Regions from separate parts of the Homo sapiens genome. Here region 2 is linked to region 1. Evidence: chromatin loops called from intact Hi-C (ENCODE). Cell type or tissue: IMR-90. All regions are shown on one strand. Each heading gives the region's core, and the rest is flanking DNA. Links, peaks and the distances in the headings are about the cores only.

Evidence for each region. Peaks named below come from ENCODE experiments on the same cell type or tissue, not always from the same donor. Only the 100,000 strongest peaks of a DNase experiment are listed, where the experiment ranks them.
Region 2: it touches region 1 in a loop (2.9-fold over the local background); 37 of 110 quality-filtered maps call a loop at or near these places.

What each region holds. Positions count from the first base shown.
Region 1 is chr3:191,235,883-191,241,267 of GRCh38, forward strand. All of the region lies in intron 3 of OSTN (osteocrin), which reads left to right. Among named protein-coding and RNA genes, the nearest start is that of OSTN-AS1, 4.0 kb to the left of the region's middle. In IMR-90, for the core only: no CTCF peak of the experiment used is centred there; DNase peaks (open chromatin) are centred at 899 and 2,689; H3K4me3 peaks cover 637 bases; H3K27ac peaks cover 3,083 bases.
Region 2 is chr3:191,374,578-191,379,962 of GRCh38, forward strand. It overlaps CCDC50 (coiled-coil domain containing 50), which reads left to right. Exons shown (of 12, transcript NM_178335.3): 6 at 485-1,012. Among named protein-coding and RNA genes, the nearest start is that of UTS2B, 47 kb to the left of the region's middle. RefSeq lists a silencer at 2,223-2,517. In IMR-90, for the core only: no CTCF peak of the experiment used is centred there; a DNase peak (open chromatin) is centred at 2,424; H3K27ac peaks cover 1,378 bases.

The DNA.
Region 1 (5,385 bases), core at 322-5,321:
GCCAATTCTCACAGCTTCTTGCCCTTTAGATTTCATAGACACTATTTTATTAGGTTCACCATGCTTCAATGGACATATTTTAAACTCGAAGTGTTTTTCTCAAAGCCCTTTCCCCATATGAAGGAGGAAGGAAAATGCCATTGTTTTTCAATAACTTGCTCCCAAGAAATTCTCCCTTCCTGAGCTATTCAATATGAATCCTTTTATTGGATTGAAGTTGGAAAAAACTAAGTTTGTAGCAACCTCCTTTGGAAGTACTACATAAGTCTAGCACCTCACTTTGGAATGCAAAACGAAATACTTCCCACATACTTTCTCTCTTTCTGTCTCTTTTTTACTCAGCCTTTTAAAGCCACAGCCAAAAACTGAGATAGAAAGCATCCCATTTTAATATTCTGGTACATTCTTTTTTAAAAATCTCTATCACACACTAAGAAGGAGGTATTGTTACCAGAAAGGGGTCCCGAACCAGACCCCAAGAGAGGGTTCTTGGATGTCACACAAGAAAGAATTTAAGGCAAGTCCACAGAGTAAAGTGAAAGCAATTTTATTACAGAAATGAAGAAACAAAAAAATGCCTACTCCATAGAGAGTAGGGCCCAAAAGCAAGAGGAGGAATGCGTCCATTTTAGGTATAATGCTTGTTTATATATAAGATAATAACGCAAAAAAAAAAACAATCCTTGGGGAGATGTGCGCTACTACAAGGGCTTGGGACAAAGGATTGTTAATCTTTGTATAACTACTGTCTTCCACAATAATTTATATTATTATCTTTAAAGTGAAACTTACTCTTAAACTAAGAATACTTTTGTTCTTAAGATATCGTGACATCAGGATATTTTCTGGACCTGCTAAGTCCTGGATCTCTTCCATAAACATTATTAACTTGTTTTCTTAACTGTAAACATCCTCTGACTAAAATGCCTGACCTTCTGGGAATGCAGTCCAGCAAGTCTTAGCCTCTTTTTACCCAGCCCCTATTCAAGATGGAGTCACTCTGGTTCAAATGCCTCTGACATTAGGATCCACATTTTATTATGTTTTCGGAGAGATAAAATGATTTCCCTGAGATTATGTTGATATAAATTACATGCCAGATTGTTTAACTCCAAGGCCGTGACTTTCCACTTAATTTCTTTGCAGAAAGTAGCTTTCTACAAAGCTGCTAGAGCAAGCAGGAGGGGAAAAATGGCAGGGAGGGCAGGCAGTGAGGCAGATGCTGACATTCTTGTGAGGCTCTGATTAGCCTAAGTAAATCTAGGTTTTACATGTGAAATGAGGATGTAGAGGCAAAAGTCAATTATGCGTTGCCTCAAGCGACTTTCTACAAAGAAATTAAAGTTCTGTGTGAATAAGATATTTGTCAAAGGCCAGGAACAGTGAGATTCACTTAGAATATATGCATTAAATGAATAGTTTTAGAATTACTGTATCCATGATATATGGATTTCTATCCTAACGGGACTGCAGCTATCTCAATTCTTGCCTCCTTAGAAGAAAGACTTTGACTGAGGGGCATAAAGCAGAAGAAGAAAGCTAGGCAAGTTTTAGAGTGGGGTGGAAGTTTATTAAAAAGCTTTAGAGCAGGAATGAAAAGTGAAGTACACTTGGAAGAAGGCCAAGCAGGCATCTTGGAGGTCAAGTGCCCCATTTGACCTTGGCCTTAGGGTATTATATGCTGGCCTGCTTCCAGCACCTGGCATCCTTCTTTCAGTGGAATGCCCCTAGAAGGTCATGTACCAGTTAAATGCCACCTTTTGACCTCTTAAAGCGCATGCTTGAGCAAACTCACCCAACACCTGAGATCTTATCAGGAAGATGCCAATCACCAGTTTCAGATATTTCTGATCTATAGAGAAACTGCCTTTCCCTGGTGCTGGCTGTGACCAATTATTATTTTAGAGAGGCAGTGTGACAAATGCCTGACCATCACCTATGGTCACCTGACTTTCCTGGTGGGATGTGGGGGCCCTCTTCTGCCCCGTTCCTGTTCATGCCCCAGTACAGCTCTATGCACTGTAACAACAGGTTCAGGCTAAAGTTGAGAATAGCAATGCCAGATTCAATTTGTCAGATATGATTGCCCTTCTTGACAAAAATCCCAAAGATTAAGGTAAAAAGTCTAACATTTTATTTTCTTTCTAATTTGTTGTGAAGAAATGCCACAGAACTGAGCCAATCGCGGCATCTCAAGGTTTATGCTTTTCTTTTTTAGCTCTTATTTGGTCATCTCCAGAGGACATAGTTGAAAATGAGCTCCATTTCAGGTGTGGGAAACACAAAAAAGGGATACAGTGTTAATCAAAATGTGACTGAGGCATTTCTCAATCAACAGAGGTATATTTGGCCAAAGTTGAAGATACTTGCGGGGAAAAAAATCCAAGTCACAGGAGCACCTGTGACCTGTGCTTTTTCCAAAGGGTGTTTTCAAGGGGAAAGAGCATGCAGGAGGGGGAAAAATGCAGAAAGGGCAGGCAGTGAGGCAGATGCTTCCATTCTTGTGAGGCTCTGATTAGCCTCAGTAAATCTACATTTTACATATGACAAGAGGAAGTAGAGGGAAAAGTCAATTATGCATTCTCTCATGCTCAGTAAATCTACAGTTTACATAAGATAAAGTAAACATGTGAAAAGAGGGAGTAGAGGAAACGAGGCTGTGATACAGCGTTGTGGAATTACAGCTATCAGTTTAGAAACAAAAGGAAGGCAGTAGTATTGACTCAGTTCCCGAACTTAACTTTCCCTTTGGGGTAGTGATTTGAGGAGATTCCATGTTCTTTCACAAGAGTGTGCCGCCCTTTTAAATGCTGCCTTCTTACACAGTGGGAAATGCCTTTGAGCATAATGATCTTGGGCCATTGTTGCCAGTGACTGTTCTTTACTGCAGTCCTCTTCTCAGCTCAGCTCAAGACCATAGGATGGGACAGTCCTTTTACCTTTTCTCCCAACCCAATTTATGTATGAAGCTTTAAAACTTTCTCCCAAAAGGGATAATACCTGATTCCATATATAGGCTTTGCAAAGTATATTACAGACCCTAACCCTCAAAAGAACATTCTACAGGATATTTTTGTATGAATACATTTGCTGAACAGAAGTTTTAAAAGTTTCATTCGCTTCTCAAGGTTCATGAGCCAAGTAAATGGAGATCCTCTCTGCCTTATACGATAAACTCTATATTACTGGTGAGGGTGTCCAGGTTCTCGGCGTCTTGAACAAAGAATTAAACAAAACGCACAAACAAAGCAAGGAAAGGATGAAACAAGGAAAGAATGAAGTGACAAATGCAGAAATTTATTGCAAATGAAAGTACACTCCATAGTGTGGGAGCGGGCCTGAGCAAAGGGGCCCAAGGGCCCTGTTATGGAATTTTGAGGGGTTTTAAATACCCTCTAGAGGATTCCATTGGTTACTTGGTGTATGCCCTGTGAAGGGATGAAATAAAGTTACAAAGTCACATACTGGGCATGCGCTATGGAGAGGATATTTTCTGTCATAGCTGAAATGTGAATCTGACTTATGTTCCCTGCCTCTAGACCCTATTTTCCTGCCTCATCTACAGCCATTTTCAAATTAAACATGCCAGTACAGTCACTTAAATCTCATTATGTGATTCCAGTACTCATGGTTTCTTTCTGAATGCCTGTCCATGTGGCTAATTCCTTGAGATAATACATCAGAAGCTGACATTATGCCTAATCAGCACCTTCATCATAAATTGAGCAGAATCTGTTGAAAAGTGAATTATCACTTTTGAGACAGAATCCTAGAAGTCAAAAGTAAACTTTCTGCTAAGTGAATTAGCACTTTCTTTTGTTATTCAAAACTACCCCATTTATTAAGTGGTAACCAATTGTTTCTGTCCTCTATGTGAAGGAACTCCTGTTAGGAAAAAAATTGGCTTTTGCCCAGCCTTTTATTCACTCCTTCCCAGGGAAGGAATGGCCACTTCTCTGATTGGTCAGTTTGGGAGGAGTAGTTGAGCCTGTTCAGGTTATCGGCTTGCTTCCTCTTTTTATTGGAAAACAATGACTAGTTATAAAAGTCTGTCTAATACAGGGAGAAAACAACAGGAAGCCCTGTGAAATTCAGATGTAAAGACACACTTTATGTTCAGCTTGATCAGCAATAAAAATGACATTTTGTTTACTATACATTGATCACTCATATTTTATTTCTCTACTGTTTCTGAATGTAGAATTGAGAAAAAAAGCCATTATGTTTTGGTTCCTTAAAACCATATCACCATTCAGATTTAATGTGCTCCTTCATCCTATCATTCTGGAATTTGAATTTAAATTTTAACATGGTTTTGTACACTTTGATTATTTTCCTTCTCATCCTTCACAGGTTCTTGCCAAGTCCTTCAGCTTGGTCTGTTCTCACATGTCAGTCCTTCCAAGGTTGTATATAGTGATATCTATCCTAATGTAAACATTTTAGTTTTGCATTTTAATTTTAAATTGCAGTAACCAAGATTGCAGGATTCATGGATGATCATTTATTTTTTCTACATGCTCCTTAAGTTTTTCCTAAGTTTTCTAAGTTTTTTCTAGAACCCCCAAATTGGGTGTGGTCTCTTCTCTCACGGAATCTCAGAGCACTGTGAATCTCATGGTATTAGATATCTATTGCTATGCAACAATTACCTAAAATTGACGACAATAAACATTTTTGTTCTCACACACTTTTTGTGCATCGGAAATCCAGGAAAAGCTTGACTCATTTTTTTCCAGCTCAGGGTCTCTCTCAAGGTTACAGTGAAAATGTTGGCCAGGGCTTCAGTTATCTGAAAGTTATACTGAGGCTGGAGTATTCACTTCCAAAATGGCCCACTCACTTGGCTGAAGGCAGGAAGTCTCTGTTCCTCACTGGCTGTTGGCGAGAGGCCTTAGCTCTTTGCCATGTAAACCTCTCTAAAGGGTTGTTAGCATGCACTTAGGAAATGGCAGCCAGCTGCCGCCGGAATAAGTGATCCAACAAAGTGAGGCAGAAGCTGCAATAGCTTTCATTACTTCCAACAGTGTCATTTCCACAATAGTCTATTGATTAGAGAAGTCAGCCCTATTCAATGTGGAAGGAGACTACATAATGGTAGAATTATTGGGTTCCACCTTGGAGCCTGGCTAGTACACTCATGTAAGGTTTATACTATAATAATTAACTTCCCTGTTTTACTAATCTAAATTACTGAACTATTTGAAAGAACATTCTTTTTTAGCTATTTCTGTTTTCTCTCATTTTGGATAGAACTCAAAGTTGGTGGAGCTCTGTGCCTTGACTTTTTTTTTTTTTTTTTTTTTTTTTTTTTGAGACGGAGCCTTGCTCTGTCGCCCAGGCTGGAGTGCAGTGGCGCGATCTCGGCTTACTGCAAGTTCCGCC
Region 2 (5,385 bases), core at 243-5,242, 140 kb after region 1:
TCAAGAGAAACTAGCAATATTCTGATAGTTTTATTGGCATTTCCAGTAAGAATATTTGAAAGCCTCTGTCTGAAATTACAAAGCTTAATTTTTTTGTTTTACAAGATTCCTCAACCTCTACTTTTTACTCTATACTAGTTTCAAATTGGTTTATAAATAGAACTTAATGTTTAATGGCTATAATTTTGTTATTGGCAAATATTAAAGTGTTGTTAGCTCTACCTAATCGTGATCAAGCTCTTCTTTCACATTTGTTTCACTTTAGTTTCTTACCATTTTGGCTATGTACCCAGAATTCTTTAGGTATGCATGAACTGTTTCAGTAATGCTCATCCCCTCTTCTCAATTTAAGTTGAAAAAGCAATTTTCTCCATTTTTAAAGTACGTTAAACTGGAGCCCAGACTCCCCCCTGTGTAGTGAGTTCATAACTCTCATTAAATTAATCTGCATTTTTATTTTTCACATCCCTCTGCCTCCACTCAGACCAACCAGGGTCAAGGAGGGCCAGGGAATTGGGTTCTGGATTCTCAAGACCTTGTAGACTCCAAAGAGATGGAAAGACTGTGAAGCACAAGAAAGAGAAACCAGAACATCCACTGGAGAACTTGGAAGAGCCAGAACAACATTGTTCATCGAAGAGATCCCTGTCATCCTCTAGCTCGGGCAAAGGGAGGGACAATCCCCATATTAACAATGAGCAGCATGAAAGGAAACGGTCCACTCAGGAGAGGCCTCGGAGACCTCTGCTTCCCACGATCAGTGGTGAAGTGTTTCTGAGCACTGAATGTGATGACTGGGAGACTAAGATTAACCATCAGACTCGAAATTGGGAAAAACAGTCTCGACACCAAGATCGACTTTCACCCAAGTCCTCACAAAAAGCAGGGCTTCACTGCAAGGAAGTTGTATATGGGAGGGACCATGGGCAAGGTGAGCACAGAAAAAGGAGACACAGGCCCAGGACTCCTCCATTCTCAGAGAGTGAGGAGCAGCTCCACCTCCATGACGCAGGTAATAGAGGACAGTCTCGATGGAAGTCCTGGTATCATGTATATAACTACAAACCAATGAATTTAATAAGTACCTTAAGCAACCTTTCTTTCTCTCTAGTTCATGCTCATGACTTTGAAATAAATCCTAGAGCAACATATTATAAAAGGTATACACTTAATCTCAGGTCTGTAAGAAGAAGGAAAATATTTGTAACTTTTCCCTTCTGTGAGAATGCACTGATTTCTTGGAGAGTTATTCCATGCCCAGGTTGTATTAGAGGTACCCATTCCAGATATAGTTCTTCATTTACCGAGACTGTGTATCAGAGATTCTGATACCAAATCAAAACTCCTGAATTTCTGGTTTTACTTCAGTGAACCCAGAAGAGCTGATGAGCCTGTCTTGATAGTGTTTGTCTAACTAAAAGGCCGATAGAGCCGGAAATACTGTATTTTTTAGACCTCATCTTTCTCATTTGTAAAATGAGGAGTTGGATAGGCAGTCTTTTAAGAAAGTATTTTTCAAATAATATGCCTCAGTTCATTTTCATCAGAATCAGCTGTTAACTAACAATGGAAATGTCTGGGTTTCACATGTATTATCATCTCTGGAGTGAGGCCTGGCAGTTTGGACATGTTTTAGACCTGGAGGTGGATTCTTAGGAACTTAAAAGTTTAAAGTCATTGCATTAAGTTACTTTTTATGCTGTAACTTTCTCCAGCTCTAACTCTACAGTTGGTGTTCTAAAGTACCAATACAGGTAAGTTCTTGGTACCTATATAAGAATGAGGTAAATATTATAGATAAACCTCAAATTTCTGGCACCCCTGAGGCTTAACTCTGAAGTCCATCATTGACGCAGTAATGGCTCTATTTTCTATAAACTGCTGAGGTGATGTTTTCCATGTGTCTGTAACACTAGGAATCATAGTACCAAGGAGCCAGTCAAGCTCTATCTGTGGTCAGAGAACTTGTTTCTAGGTTGCGGATTCAGGTTAAGTTGGTTTTTCCTGTCATGTTATTTCTTATTGAAGGACTTGGTTATGCAGAAAATTAAAATTTAGTTCCAGAAGCCATTCTGAGTAGCTGCCACAAATATCCTTGTCTTAGGCTTTGTGCTTGGATTTCAGCCAGAAAGATGGCTTTGTAAACAATTCCAAACTAGATCCACTTTGTTAGGAAGACATAAAGAGCTGCGGAAAAATAGAGGAAAGTGTGATATAATCTGTCTTGAGTAGGTTTATGAGGAGGTTACACCCCTAGCATTTTGAGGTTTACAAGTTCCAAAGGTGTGGGGGAAGTATGGAGGAAGAATGATGTACACTGACCTCTACGTTTCTGCTTCTGTGAATCTGACTTTCACGAGTGCTCTGAGGGCTAGTTAGGCTTTATGGCTTTTAGTTATGCTCCAGGATATTTTAAATAGGCTGAGGAAGCATGACACTAAACGCTGACTCACAGGCTCCACTACTGGAATTGCAAATGTTTTGTTTTTTATTTTGCCAGCACAAGGGATTGAAAAACAATGTTACCAGGCGGATATTAAAACGACTACAACATGAGCTGCTGCTTTTCTATCATTTTATATTCAGCTTGCTTTTTATATTTTACCTTTCTAGCCCCCGTAGGCATTTGATTTTGTAACTCCCTGGAACAGGTCAGAGGATTACATTAAAATATAATTACTAGGTAGTGGCATCTATTCTTGCTGTTGTAAAAGCACAATTCTTAAAGTTGTTAGGACAGGCCAAACTTACATTAATAATGAAGAAACTAGCAGGATGACACGGAGCTGGTTCTAAGAGCATTTGCAGAGCAGCATTAATAGAATCAGTTGAAAGGGACTGCAAAATAAAATTTTAAATTAAGTATAAGATAACTTTCTACAGGGCAATGGGTACTTAACCTTTCGGAGTTACTTCTCTATTGGACTATAAATTCTTAATGGCTCATCATTTTCTGCAGGTTAACTTCTAAACTCACAGGGCCATAAAATATCTGCACTGTTCTGCTGTGAATTGTTAGTCAGATATACTGTGGCATTCCCTAAATGTCAGACTGGCTTATTACAAATACTCTTACATGATATCAAAAAGAATCTATCATTTTACCTTATTCCAAGCTCAGAATAAATTTATCTTGACTGTCAGTACTTTCAACAATTTTATTCTGTAAATTTATTTAAGGCTGAAGTTTTGTGTTCATTTAAGGATGTTCTTGTGTTCTCCATCTGAAGGATGATGAACAGAAAAAGACAAGGAAATGTGAAATTAAGATATATATGGAACTTGAAAATACCACTCACCTGATTTTTTGAAAGCTAGTTTCTAGAGTCTGTTTAGGATACTGAGATGAGGGAAGCTAGTCTGTTAATTTCCTTCAGTTAATTACATTTAAAAAATTTTTGGACATCTTTGTTTAATGACGGCCTTACACTGCACTGTGAGTTCTTTTTCTATATCCTTACAAAAATTTTTGTCACCTTGGGTCCAGAGGACACTGCAGAGAATGGGCATCCTGACAGTGCAGAAATTTAGTATTCCAGGCTGTGGAGATTTTCTACTTAATGAGATTTACAGATTCCAGTGATACATCAAGGGTTTAAATAAACCATTTCCCCTCTAAATATTTGGAACTGAGAGATATTACCTCAGATTCTGACTCTTACTAAGTCATCATTCTCTTTTTAACTGCCAGAGGTTACAGTCTTATCACCCTGTCAAAACAATTAGACTATTCAATGGAATATTGTCTTTGGTAGAATTTAAAACAATGTGTCTTTAATAAAACTGAAAGTGAAAAATCTTCTTGGCTAATTCTGTGGTGTACTTTAGGAGGCATAATAGTGGAGAAAATTTGGTCTCTTGAAATTTGAGCACATCCCACTGTATTATTTCACTGTATGGCAAAAGTGAAGGAGGTAGGCATGTTCTGTCATCCTTAATTAAGCTTTGGGCTGCTTATTGAAGTATCATTTTTTCTATAGATTGGAACATGGTTTATATAGCAGACTATCTTGTCCACTGACATTGCCCAGTACTGAGTTCCTTATCTAATTTCATTTTCTCTGAAATCTGCCTTCCTAGTTCTGACTAAGCTAAATAACTCAGGGAGATTTATATTCTATTTCAGATGGTCCACTCTTGGGACTATGCCACTGTTTTTTTGTTTGTTTGTTTGTTTGTTTTTGCTGTCCCAAACCACTTAGAAATCTAGATTAAGCCCAGCCCAGCATAAGACTCCGTGGCTCTAGAGTTGATTTGAAGTGATCTGTGCAATCAGGTTCTATTAGGTCTGAAGCTAAGAAAGCCATGTTTACTAGTCTGTCTTTGTAGGAAATACAGATGTGTATGAGTCTGTGGCTTCTGAAGCCGCAGAAGCCAGGTTGAAAGTTGTACAAAGGTGGGCTTCACAAAATACTTACATTCTCATCATTTGCCCAGTGTTTACTTGTATTTTATTTTTTTAAAGATTAACAGCAAGTGAGTCAAGTGTGGTGAGGGATTTTGACAAAAATCATTTTAATTTACAGTAATTTTAATGGACATAATACACTAAACAGGTGATGCCAATATTAATTGCAAGTAAGAATGAACTGGGGAGATTTAAAACAAACTTACTCAAGGACAGGGCACACCCAGGCTACTTAATTTAGAATCTGTGGGGGTTGGGGCAAATATTTTTATACGTGTTCAAAGCACCCTCATGTGATTCGAATATATAGCCCTGATTGACAACCCCTGGCATAAAGAGACAATCAGGAGTACATTTTCTTTCTCCTCTGAATAGTTAATTTACTGAAATGAACTATTTCAGATAAGTAATCTTGTTCACTGTATTCAAAATTTTTATTAATTCTGAATATAATACACTCACACTGTCAAGTAAAAGTTTAAAGCCAGAATTGCTTTATAGGAATAAATTGGAATAGAACTCTGGTCATTGTGCTCTCAATATAGCTCTGATTATATTTTCCCTAAGATGTCACAGTGCTATCAGTCTGATCAAAGCTGTGGGGAAGTTCTAAAGCGAGTGGGTTTATTTACTCTCAGAGGAAAAGCCATGGCAGGACCACTGCTTGTCTCACAGGTATTATCACATGACTGCCAGGTGCTGCTGTTCCTGCTCCCTCGGAAGTAGTAAGTATGCAGGCTGAGATAAATAGAAAGAAGCCTCTACTCTCCTCCAGCCTTGACAGCTTAGCCTCTTTTAAACTCTGACTCTGTAATTTGCTTTTCTTTAAATTATTTTTGTTTTCAATGACTTTTTTTTCACTTTGTATTTTTCCAGGGCCTCACTTGCAACTTCTTACATAAATTTCTGCTGTTGCAGAAACTATGTGAGAGGGGACTTTTTACCAGGCAGGCTTGCTTAGATATCTTTGTTTAAAT